3 separate regions of the Homo sapiens genome follow, and all the other regions are linked to region 3. Evidence: chromatin contacts called from ENCODE Hi-C or POLR2A ChIA-PET data. All regions are on one chromosome and are shown on one strand. The core of a region is the stretch at or near the end of the contact, and the rest is flanking DNA. Distances in the headings are between cores, read along the strand shown. Region 1 has its middle 86 kb from the start of TBL1XR1-AS1. Region 2 holds the start of TBL1XR1-AS1 (TBL1XR1 antisense RNA 1). Region 3 overlaps LOC105374235 (a long non-coding RNA gene).

Evidence for each region. A loop is a pair of places that touch in the nucleus more often than their neighbours do. ChIA-PET counts read pairs that join two places held with the same protein, here RNA polymerase II (POLR2A). Pooled maps may share reads with other maps.
Region 1: a map of cardiac septum shows a loop between it and region 3 (2.1-fold over the local background). The contact joins two enhancer-like sites. A Hi-C loop is called at or near these places in 1 of 168 maps with a recorded cell type or tissue (cardiac septum) and 2 of 50 pooled maps.
Region 2: a map of right cardiac atrium shows a loop between it and region 3 (3-fold over the local background). The contact joins the promoter of TBL1XR1-AS1 here to the enhancer-like site in region 3. A Hi-C loop is called at or near these places in 22 of 168 maps with a recorded cell type or tissue (CD4-positive, alpha-beta T cell, CD8-positive, alpha-beta T cell, Right ventricle myocardium inferior and 11 more) and 8 of 50 pooled maps. POLR2A ChIA-PET finds 5 or more read pairs at or near these places in 1 of 52 experiments (CD4-positive, alpha-beta T cell).

The regions. Positions count from the first base shown.
Region 1 is chr3:176,950,003-176,952,838 of GRCh38, reverse strand. No RefSeq gene overlaps it. Among named protein-coding and RNA genes, the nearest start is that of TBL1XR1-AS1, 86 kb to the left of the region's middle. Within about 2 kb of position 1,523, at least 6 of the 41 ENCODE cell types and tissues checked have a DNase peak (open chromatin) inside an H3K27ac peak, as active enhancers do.
Region 2 is chr3:177,036,082-177,039,000 of GRCh38, reverse strand. TBL1XR1-AS1 (TBL1XR1 antisense RNA 1) reads right to left here and starts at 1,596. Exons shown (of 4, transcript NR_174966.1): 1 at 1,257-1,596; 2 at 551-639. It overlaps TBL1XR1 (TBL1X/Y related 1), which reads left to right. Exons shown (of 16, transcript NM_024665.7): 11 at 567-688; 12 at 829-903. RefSeq lists an enhancer at 422-1,621.
Region 3 is chr3:178,318,883-178,322,128 of GRCh38, reverse strand. All of the region lies in intron 2 of LOC105374235 (a long non-coding RNA gene), which reads left to right. Among named protein-coding and RNA genes, the nearest start is that of LINC01014, 99 kb to the left of the region's middle. RefSeq lists a silencer at 1,962-2,162. Within about 2 kb of position 1,613, at least 6 of the 41 ENCODE cell types and tissues checked have a DNase peak (open chromatin) inside an H3K27ac peak, as active enhancers do; they include dorsolateral prefrontal cortex, heart right ventricle and left ventricle myocardium inferior, where a contact is called at or near this core.

The DNA.
Region 1 (2,836 bases), core at 274-2,773, 1.4 Mb after region 3:
TAATAGATGATAGTGCAAACTATAATTTCATTTGAATACAAATGTGTGCACATGTTTCCAACAAGTTATCTAGCAGTTACTACAAACAGCCTCAAGGACCTTAGAATTATATTTAAAAACTCTATGGCTGCAATTTAATTCTAACAATCTTACTTGCTCTCAAGAGAATATTGTCAATTTCAAATAAGAATCACAAACTCCGAAAGACCAGTGGAGTGGGAATGAGGAGTGGGCAAGAGAGGTACATACAGGGTTGAAGAGAAATACAACTCTTTAGGAAACCAAAATCAGATGTATTATTACAGCTAAGGACAAGGGAAGGTCTATGACTTTTAAAAAATGGCTTTTCTTCCAGTACCATACAAGTCTGACAGAGAAACGTGGAACAAGTTGCCTGTCTTAAAAGGACAGAGATGACATTTTCAGACACCTTCAAGTGCAAACAAGTGGCTCTTTCCATTGAGGATTCAGCAGTGAAGTTATGATATCTAGCCCAGAAGCTAAATGTTGGATTTGCAAATACAGTTTATTTTATATAATTCAACATCATAAACAGCAGGCATCTGCTGCTCTGCTTACTGCCCCCTGCCCCGGCCAGTTTTCCCCTCCCCTGTGCAGACTCTGTAGAGGAAGCAGTGATGCAGCCCTATGGCTTTGAAGTGAGATGAGTTCTTCTAATTCCGCTATGAGCTCATTCTTGTCAAACTCTTCCAGACCCTGCAGGTCTTGAAATCGTTGTTAAAATCTCCTCTGCAAGTTCTTGCTGGTCAGCAACATCCTGCATTAACTCCTCGACTCGACCCGTGGCGTCCTGGGGGTCAGGCCGCCCTCGTAAGCCTTACTCCCTCCCACCCCAAACAGCTTCCTGGATACCTGAACACTGATTTGGTTGCTGTTCCAGTGTCTGCTTCCAGACCCCTCCAATATTTCTTAAAGTATATTTCATTTCTTTAAGGTTTTCAGGGACCCATTTTCTTCCCTTATTTTTGCTCCATATTTTTATGCCTGCATAATTCTTGTCCTACTGGCCAGATTGTAGCTTTTGGGAGTGAACAGTAAGAATGGAATGCCTTGAATTTGCATTGGGCGAGCTGGAGATTAAATTTATTTTCTTTCCTCTATAAGGCCCCAATTTGTGTGTGTGTGTATTTTAGTAAGAATGCAGTGCCAGCCTCACACCTTAATGTACTGTAAAATGTCTCATTTACCTGTCCTCTTTTTTTGGCTGTTTTTCCTTTTCCTTTTTTACACCTGTTTGCTCCACATGATTCCAAAGAGATGAGAAACAATTTATTTGAGCTTTTGTGTTGCTTATTGTCAGTCTGAAAAACAATTGCCAATAAACTGTATTGATTCATATCATTAAACATACATGGACTCACACATACACACGCAATCAAATTTTAGTGTGACCAAATTGCAAAATATGTCTTCAGCATGGTTGCCTTGTCAGTGACCAGCTGAGACTGCTGATACAGGGCCCAGCATACGTATGCTCCTTGGCTGTACTGACCAGCTGGCATGTGGCACCATGCTGGCACAGGGTCCTGTCAGTCAGCCCCACAGGCATGCCATTCACCCAGAATTAGAACCAAAGGGAAGATCTTTTTTTTGTACACTGTTAGCAGAAGTGACCTTTCCCAATGGCTTAGAATAATTTTGTAAGTGCGAAGGAGAGCCATTTATTAGCATAAGTTCTTCAACAGCCTTATTTAAGGCTAGAACCCGGTGATTTTTAATTGCAAATATTGGCTGTGAATTGCTGGAAGGTGTAATAATGTTATTCCTGTTTTGAAATTCCATTACACAGGACTGAGTCAAAGAGCGTCTGTGAGTCACCTGAATTTCTCTCCTGGGCAGCCACACATTTGATTTTGAATCATTGTGCTGCCTTGGATCCAAGGAGAGGCCCACTGTTGTTTTCACCTCTAGCCCTTGTCATCCTCTCTAGTTCTGTTTTAATGATGAGGGATGGTAAACTGGGCTGGGAATCAAGAGATGAATATTTGGACTACATTTCTACCGCAATGAGTTGCATGACCTGTGATTAGATAGGCTGGGATTTAATGGTAATTCACTGAAAAATTGCCATACCAGTTATCACCATGTCACCCAAAGATGTCCAGGATTTAGGATTTATCATTCATTTAATAGTCACAACAAACAAAACAAAATACACTCAAGGCCAAATCCACATCTGGTTGGGAATCCTAGTATCTCTGTGGTGGGGGTAGGGTTAAACTGTTCCTGGCACATTTTTCTTTGCTTTCCTAACCTTGATTTCCTGCTTCTGTTAAATTCTTATTCCCTGTTTGCATCTCACCTCCTGGCCATTTTTTTTCCTTTTCTATTTTTGTCATTAATTCCATATATGGAAGACAACTTTGTCTTTAATTTTCCACCAATTTCTTTTACCCAAGACAGTGTATCTTGCAGATTTTTACTGAAAGTCTGGCATAAAGTGTGTGTATGTGTGTGGGCGGGTGGGTGGTGGTGCTAGAAGTTGAATTGCATATTCCCCTAACCCCAAATTCATGTGTTTATGTTTTAATCTTCAGTACCCCAGAATGAGACCGCATTGAGAGATAAGGGTCTTTAAAGAGGTAATTAAAGTTAAATGAAATAATTGAGATGGGCCCTAATTCAATATGACATGTGTCCTTATAAGAAGGGGAGATTTGGACATGGACACACAGAGAAAAAGAACATGTGGAGACCCAGGAAAAAGCCATCTCCAAGCCAAGGAGAGAGGTCCCAGAAGAAACCCACCTTGCCAACACCTTGATCTTAGGCTTCTGGACTCCAGATTTGTGTTGTTTAAGCCACTCAGTCTGTG
Region 2 (2,919 bases), core at 347-2,846, 1.3 Mb after region 3:
TAGCATTCAAAAAGTTGCAGATTTTGGAGCATTGTGGATTTTGGATTTTCAGATTGGGGTGCTCAACTTGTGTGTTATCCTCACTCTTGTGTGTGAGGGTAACACTTGCATGTTACCCTTATCTAAAGAGGATATATCATAGAGGTTAAGTGACTTGCTTGTGTCCACTAATTATGCAGTGACAGAACCGAGGCTTCTTGTCCATTGAACACTCACAGATTTTAGAAATGAAAAGCATGATATCATCACATTTAATTTTATCATTTTATAAAAGAGAACCCAAGACCCACAGAGCCAGCTCTCAGGAACCTTCATCTCCCAGTTACTAGGCCAGTGTACTTTCTCTTAGGGTCTGTCTCACCTAGAAATAACTAAATTGAAATTTGTTAATATTGTTGTATATAGATACTTTTATTTTAATTTTTTCTTAATATCTTAAAAAGTATAAAGTAAAATGTTTAAGTGCCTGTTAGTATATTTTATTAGTCAACAATGGTTCAAAGCTAAAACTCTTGGATTTTAGTACATGTGGAATAAAAGCAAATCTAACCTTTGTTCCTTTGCAGCACCAGCATTGGATGTTGATTGGCAGAGCAACAACACCTTTGCTTCTTGTAGTACAGATATGTGCATTCATGTCTGTAAATTAGGACAAGACAGACCTATTAAAACATTCCAAGGACATACGGTAAGAAACCTTTTTTCCACATTAAAGTGGTCATGATTAACAAGTAATGTTTCAGAATAGTTTTAAAGTATGTATGTTTAATATTCAAGTAGCTACCCAGTCTATACAATGAAAATGTGAATATTTACTATTATTTTTAGAATGAAGTAAATGCTATCAAATGGGACCCAACTGGCAATCTCTTGGCCTCCTGTTCTGACGACATGACTTTAAAGGTAATTTGCTTAGTAGGGAGAAATGGGTTGGCGGTGTCACACAGTATGGTTGCTCTGGCCATTTTAAGACCATTTAGAATGTCTGTCTTACATGGAGTGTTTGTACCTGCATGAAAACTCCAACATTTTAAATGGCTAACCATTGTTTTTTAAATTTTATAGTTTCTTTTCTGAAATACATAAAACTATTTGAATGTAGCAAATTATATTAAAATGATGGCTTGTGATACAATGAGACATATGATACCCTATTAGTTAGGGCTCTCCAGAGAAACAGAACCAATAAGAAGATGGATGGATGGATGGATGGATGGATGGATGGATGAGAGATTTACTGTGAGAAATTGACTCACGTGATTATAGAGGCTGAGAAGTCCCACAGTCTGCTGTCTACAAGCTGGAGACCCATGAAAGATGGAGGTGTGGTTCCATTCCAGGGCCAGAGAAGGAGTGCCAATGGTGTAAGTCCCAGTCCAAGAGCAGAAGACCAATATACCAACTCAGCAGTCAGGCTGAGGCAGAGAATTCTTGCTTCCTTGGCGGTTTTGTTCTGTTTAGAGCCTCACTGGACTGAGTGATGCCCCCCCCGCCGCCCATTGGGGAGGGTGGCAGTCTGCTTTTCTCAGTCAGCTAAGTTAAATGCCTGTCTCAACTGGGAACACCCTCAGACACAGCCGGAAATAATGTCTCACCAAATATCTGTACCCTGTGACTCAGTCAAGAAGACAGATAAAATTAGACATCACCAATAGTAAGAAAGGTCATGCTATAAATTGTCTTCACCATTAGAAAGTCATATGTTGAGGCAATTAAAGTTTATTTGCAATTAAAGTTTATTTGCATATGTAAAGATTTGACTTAATAAGTACTCAAAATCTTTGTAGCATTCATGGATTTGATTGGAATTCTTTGCGTTGTATTAATTTGATTTTGCTGTGGTATGACTATGTATCACCATTGCTGGGAAACTGATACATAGCAGAGAATCTCTCAGTGAGCGAGCCTAGTTGACATACCAACATCCACATCTCAACATGGATCTCTGTTTTTCTTGTTGTATGACTAAAAGCAAAACTGCTGTCTCGCACCTAAGCACACCAGATTCCTCATTTGGGGAAAAAAGCATTTGGAGATAAAGAACAACGTAATACTTATTTCCAAAATAAATGAAGCTTTGAGCCCTCTCCTGCAACAGCTAACCCTCTACTGAAAACAGTTTTATCCTTGACTTTGCAGTACCAAGGACTGCAGATGTGATGACCGTTACAGATATGAAAATCATGAGGGAAAACTGATTTTCCTGCTACTATGAACAGATTAAATTTAACTTTGCGAAACTTGTGAGGTTTTCTCCTTTAAGTATCTGCTATGTTTTTAGACAGTTCTTCTTAAGTCTGGGCTCCCTTACAAAATTGCTAGTATTAATACTCTTCTTAATGCTTTCATCTTTGGCTTTTCCTTATGTGCACACGTATTAATGCTTATAACATGAAAAAAACTTCTTCTGGAACTGTGTGTGACACATATGAGGAAATGACAGAAGGGCAGTGTCCAGAGGGCCTTGTGCCACATATTGAGTTGAAGCTGGAGAGAGGTTAAAACTAGAAATTGTTAGAGAGCTTTTCTTCATCCTAAGAATGTTTAAATGTCACAAAGGATTTTAAAGCAAAAACTAGGATGGATGGATAATGTGTAATGGGCCGTTTTCTGAGAAGAGGGAATGCCAGATGGAATGAGAAGGTGACGCTGAGTCATGCGAATGGAGGAGATAGGTGGGACTGATGCTTAGAGAACTGTAAGCTCAAGATTAAAAACTGGGAATTCTCAGCAGATAGGTGGTCTTTAAAATCCTTGGGCATGGCCAGGCCTGGTGGTTCACTGTTGGGGTTCAATCAGGCTGGTGGGAAAAATATTAGAGATAGTTATAGAAATAGACACATATCTTCTTGGAAAACTGAGAAGTAACTTCAGTAATAGATCTGGCTGAACGCGGCCTGGTTCCTTTACCTTTAGTTA
Region 3 (3,246 bases), core at 364-2,863:
ATGCAATAAAAAATTGAGGCTCAATGGCTTTTGTATTTACACCTCATCCTCAACCCTGAGCGTCAGACTCTCATATCCAGCTGCCAATAAACTTTTCCACCTGGATGTTCAAATATTCGATTGTTGTGTATCTTGCTATGTGAAAGGCCCAGTATTTATGACAAGCATTCTAAACTCCAGTCACTCACACACTATTTGTTTGTAGAACCTCCCTAGCACTTTCTTCACTGTCTGCCCCCTGCTCCACTATCCTTTTCTGCCTGGGTAGCACATACACATTTCTGCAAAGCCTCCCCTGACTTCAGCCCTCTAAAGCTCCAAGTATAAATTTGATGTCCTATTCAGTGTTTTACCACATTGTATGGCAGGCAAGCATTGGTTAACTAGGCCAGTGCCCCTACTGCACTGTGAACCTGGAGGGCCAGACTGTGTGTTTTATTTCCAAACCCCTAAATCCAAGCATAGATAAGACCCAAAGCTAGATACTTATTATTCCTAACCTCGATATTTTTTCTGAGTCCATATAAATGACACATCCAGATAGGCAATTGCATTACTGTGTAAATGATCCCTTCATCATTGATAAGACAGAGACCCAGTTCAAATGTACTTTCTAATTGCTTGATTTGGGCAAACCACTCATTTTCTCTGTGTTTCTGTTGATTCTTCTAAATGAAAATAATAGCACTTACTTTGGCTTAAAGGTGGATATATTTATCTAAACAATAGATTACATGCAAATGCAAGATGTTTTCATTATCATCTGCTAATGTTTTTTCTTTTTTTTTCTTTTTCTTCTAAGAAAAAAGAATGGGAGAGGGAGTTGTGTCGTGAAAGACACACACAGGTTCTTTTAGAGCTGGAAGAGAAATTGAAGTTAAATCTGCCAATCTCTAAAGTTTACAGATGGGAAAAGTGAGATCCAGCACAACACAGGCTTGCTGGAGTCATGTGGACCATGGGTAGCAAAGCCAGAAGTGCTTTCTGGCCAGTTCCCAGCCAACTGTGATAGCTGGTTGCTTCTCCTAGCAAGATTAGCAATGAATCCTAGGCAAATAAATGTTTAAAAAGTACCATTGATTCTATACCTGCCAACCAATTTCCAGGGCTGGCAATCTGGCCTCTAGGGGAAGGGACAGTCCTGTGGGGGAATATTACAACTGGGAAGCTTCCTGACATGGAGGCACCATTAACATTCAGATTGTTTTCACAGAGGGTAGGCTGTGTTTGGTCTGCCAAGGGGAGAAGGAGGAAGCAACAAAATTCTGATTTCTCCTATTTCCTACTATTCTTTGTGTCATGTTTACAGTGCAGGGGGTGGATAGGACAGACTGGCATCTCTCCTGATGCCACCTCCCTCCATGGAGCCCCCCGCCAAGGCTCACTAGCAGTCCTGTGAGATGAAGATTTTATGCTGGTATCCTGGCCGGCTTCCATCTGGCCAAAGGTATTTTATCTAAATATTTCCAAGGCGCCTATCTCTGCAGTATTGAAGTGCTCAATTAGATATGGCCTAAGTCTCTGAAGCATATCAGTGTGCACTGCTGAACAGCTGCTGCATTCCAACAGAGGGTGAAGTCATCTCTATATATAGAGCATGGCAAGCTGTTTGGAACTGAGGCAGATTTAAGCAGGCAAATGCACACCTGAGTTATAAGTCAGTCACCTGCCCAGAGTGACAGAAGGGTCTGGAAAAATCTCTACTTCCTTAAGTGGTGACTAGCAAGAAGACCACAGGGTTACTTTTTCAGCTATATTTTTTTTTCTGTAGTTTACAGACTCTCTTTTTTTTTTCTATCAACTCCACAATAGAGAAAATCATGATCTACAAAACTGGCTTTATTTTCTGCCATGATTTTCTCTTAACAATCTGTGATTTGTTTATTGATAAGAAGTTTGACATATATTAGCTGGTATCCAGGGGAGTATTGTCATCCTTTAAATAGCACTGTAGGAATTAAGGCATTGTGTACTTCTTCATTTAATATCTATCTTCCCTATTGGATTGTAAGCTGCTAGCTCTTGGCACAACAGAGTGAAATAAATATATAAGTTATGACCATTTATAATCTTCTTGGAGTGTGATTCTCTGGTTCCAACTAAAAGACTATAATTATTGCTCCTTCCAAAGTAATCTGGAAATCTACTAAATCCTTGGGCTAGTTCTGAGAGATATATTGCTATTAATATGGTGACTGATACGTGTCATTGGAAGGGTCCTGGAAGGTCATCTAGATCTCTACCTCATTTGAATAAACATAAGTTGCTTTGGTTTGGGGACAGGGAGACAGGGACAGGACAAATAGCTAATTGTGCAAAAATGCTTGGAAATGACTCAACCACTTAATACCTGTGTTAATCTGGGAAAATCGCAGAAGCACAATGGGCTTAAGTTCTGTCATCTAAAAATAAAATAAAATAAATAAATGGAAAAGAAAAACCTCATCCGAATTCCAATTCCCACCCAGGGCTACAGGGAGGATCTCCTTCAGAAATGTGTCTGAAAATGCTATGCAAATTATATCGCACTCAGACATGAGAAGCATATTCTTATTTTTATTACTGTGTCTTATCTGTCAGAAAAGGTCAGATGGTCACATGAGCATTCCAATTCTGGTCAGCTAGAGGCAACAGCTCCATTTCAGCCATTTCTTCTTGAGCAACTGTAATGGAGCAGCTGTAATGGTGTATCAAGCAAACAGGCAGGTGAGAGAGAGATTCCTGGGAAAGTTCAGTTTCTGGCTTCTGGTATTGCAAATCACCTGAGCAGAGAATCACTGAGACTTCCTCTCATCCCTCTTCACTCTGTCCCTTAGCAGGTAGCGACTGTATCTCATTTCATGATGTCAGAAGCCACCAAAGGTCAAAAAGCACCTAAATGAGGAACACCAGACTAGAACATTCCATTTATGACCAATGCCTTGCTTATCCCACAGCTCTGTTATCAGTTATTGAAGCTACAGCATCTCTGTGGGGATGGGGAGATAAATTACTTCCTGGGGTTATACTCTGTCTTGGCTGTCAGGACTCAGATTCCTATATGATGAATTTATAAACTGAACTTTGACTTCTGTGAAGCAGGCAAGATGCAAATCCTTGCTAGTGCTGATCTGTGGGACATGCCTAGTTTTTCATTGATTGGTTATTAAATCGAGCCAGGATGATGTAAGCACATGCTACAAGAAATGTGAATCAAGGAGCCCAAAGCAAAGAAGACCTCTTGGGATGAACAACTTCCTTAAATCG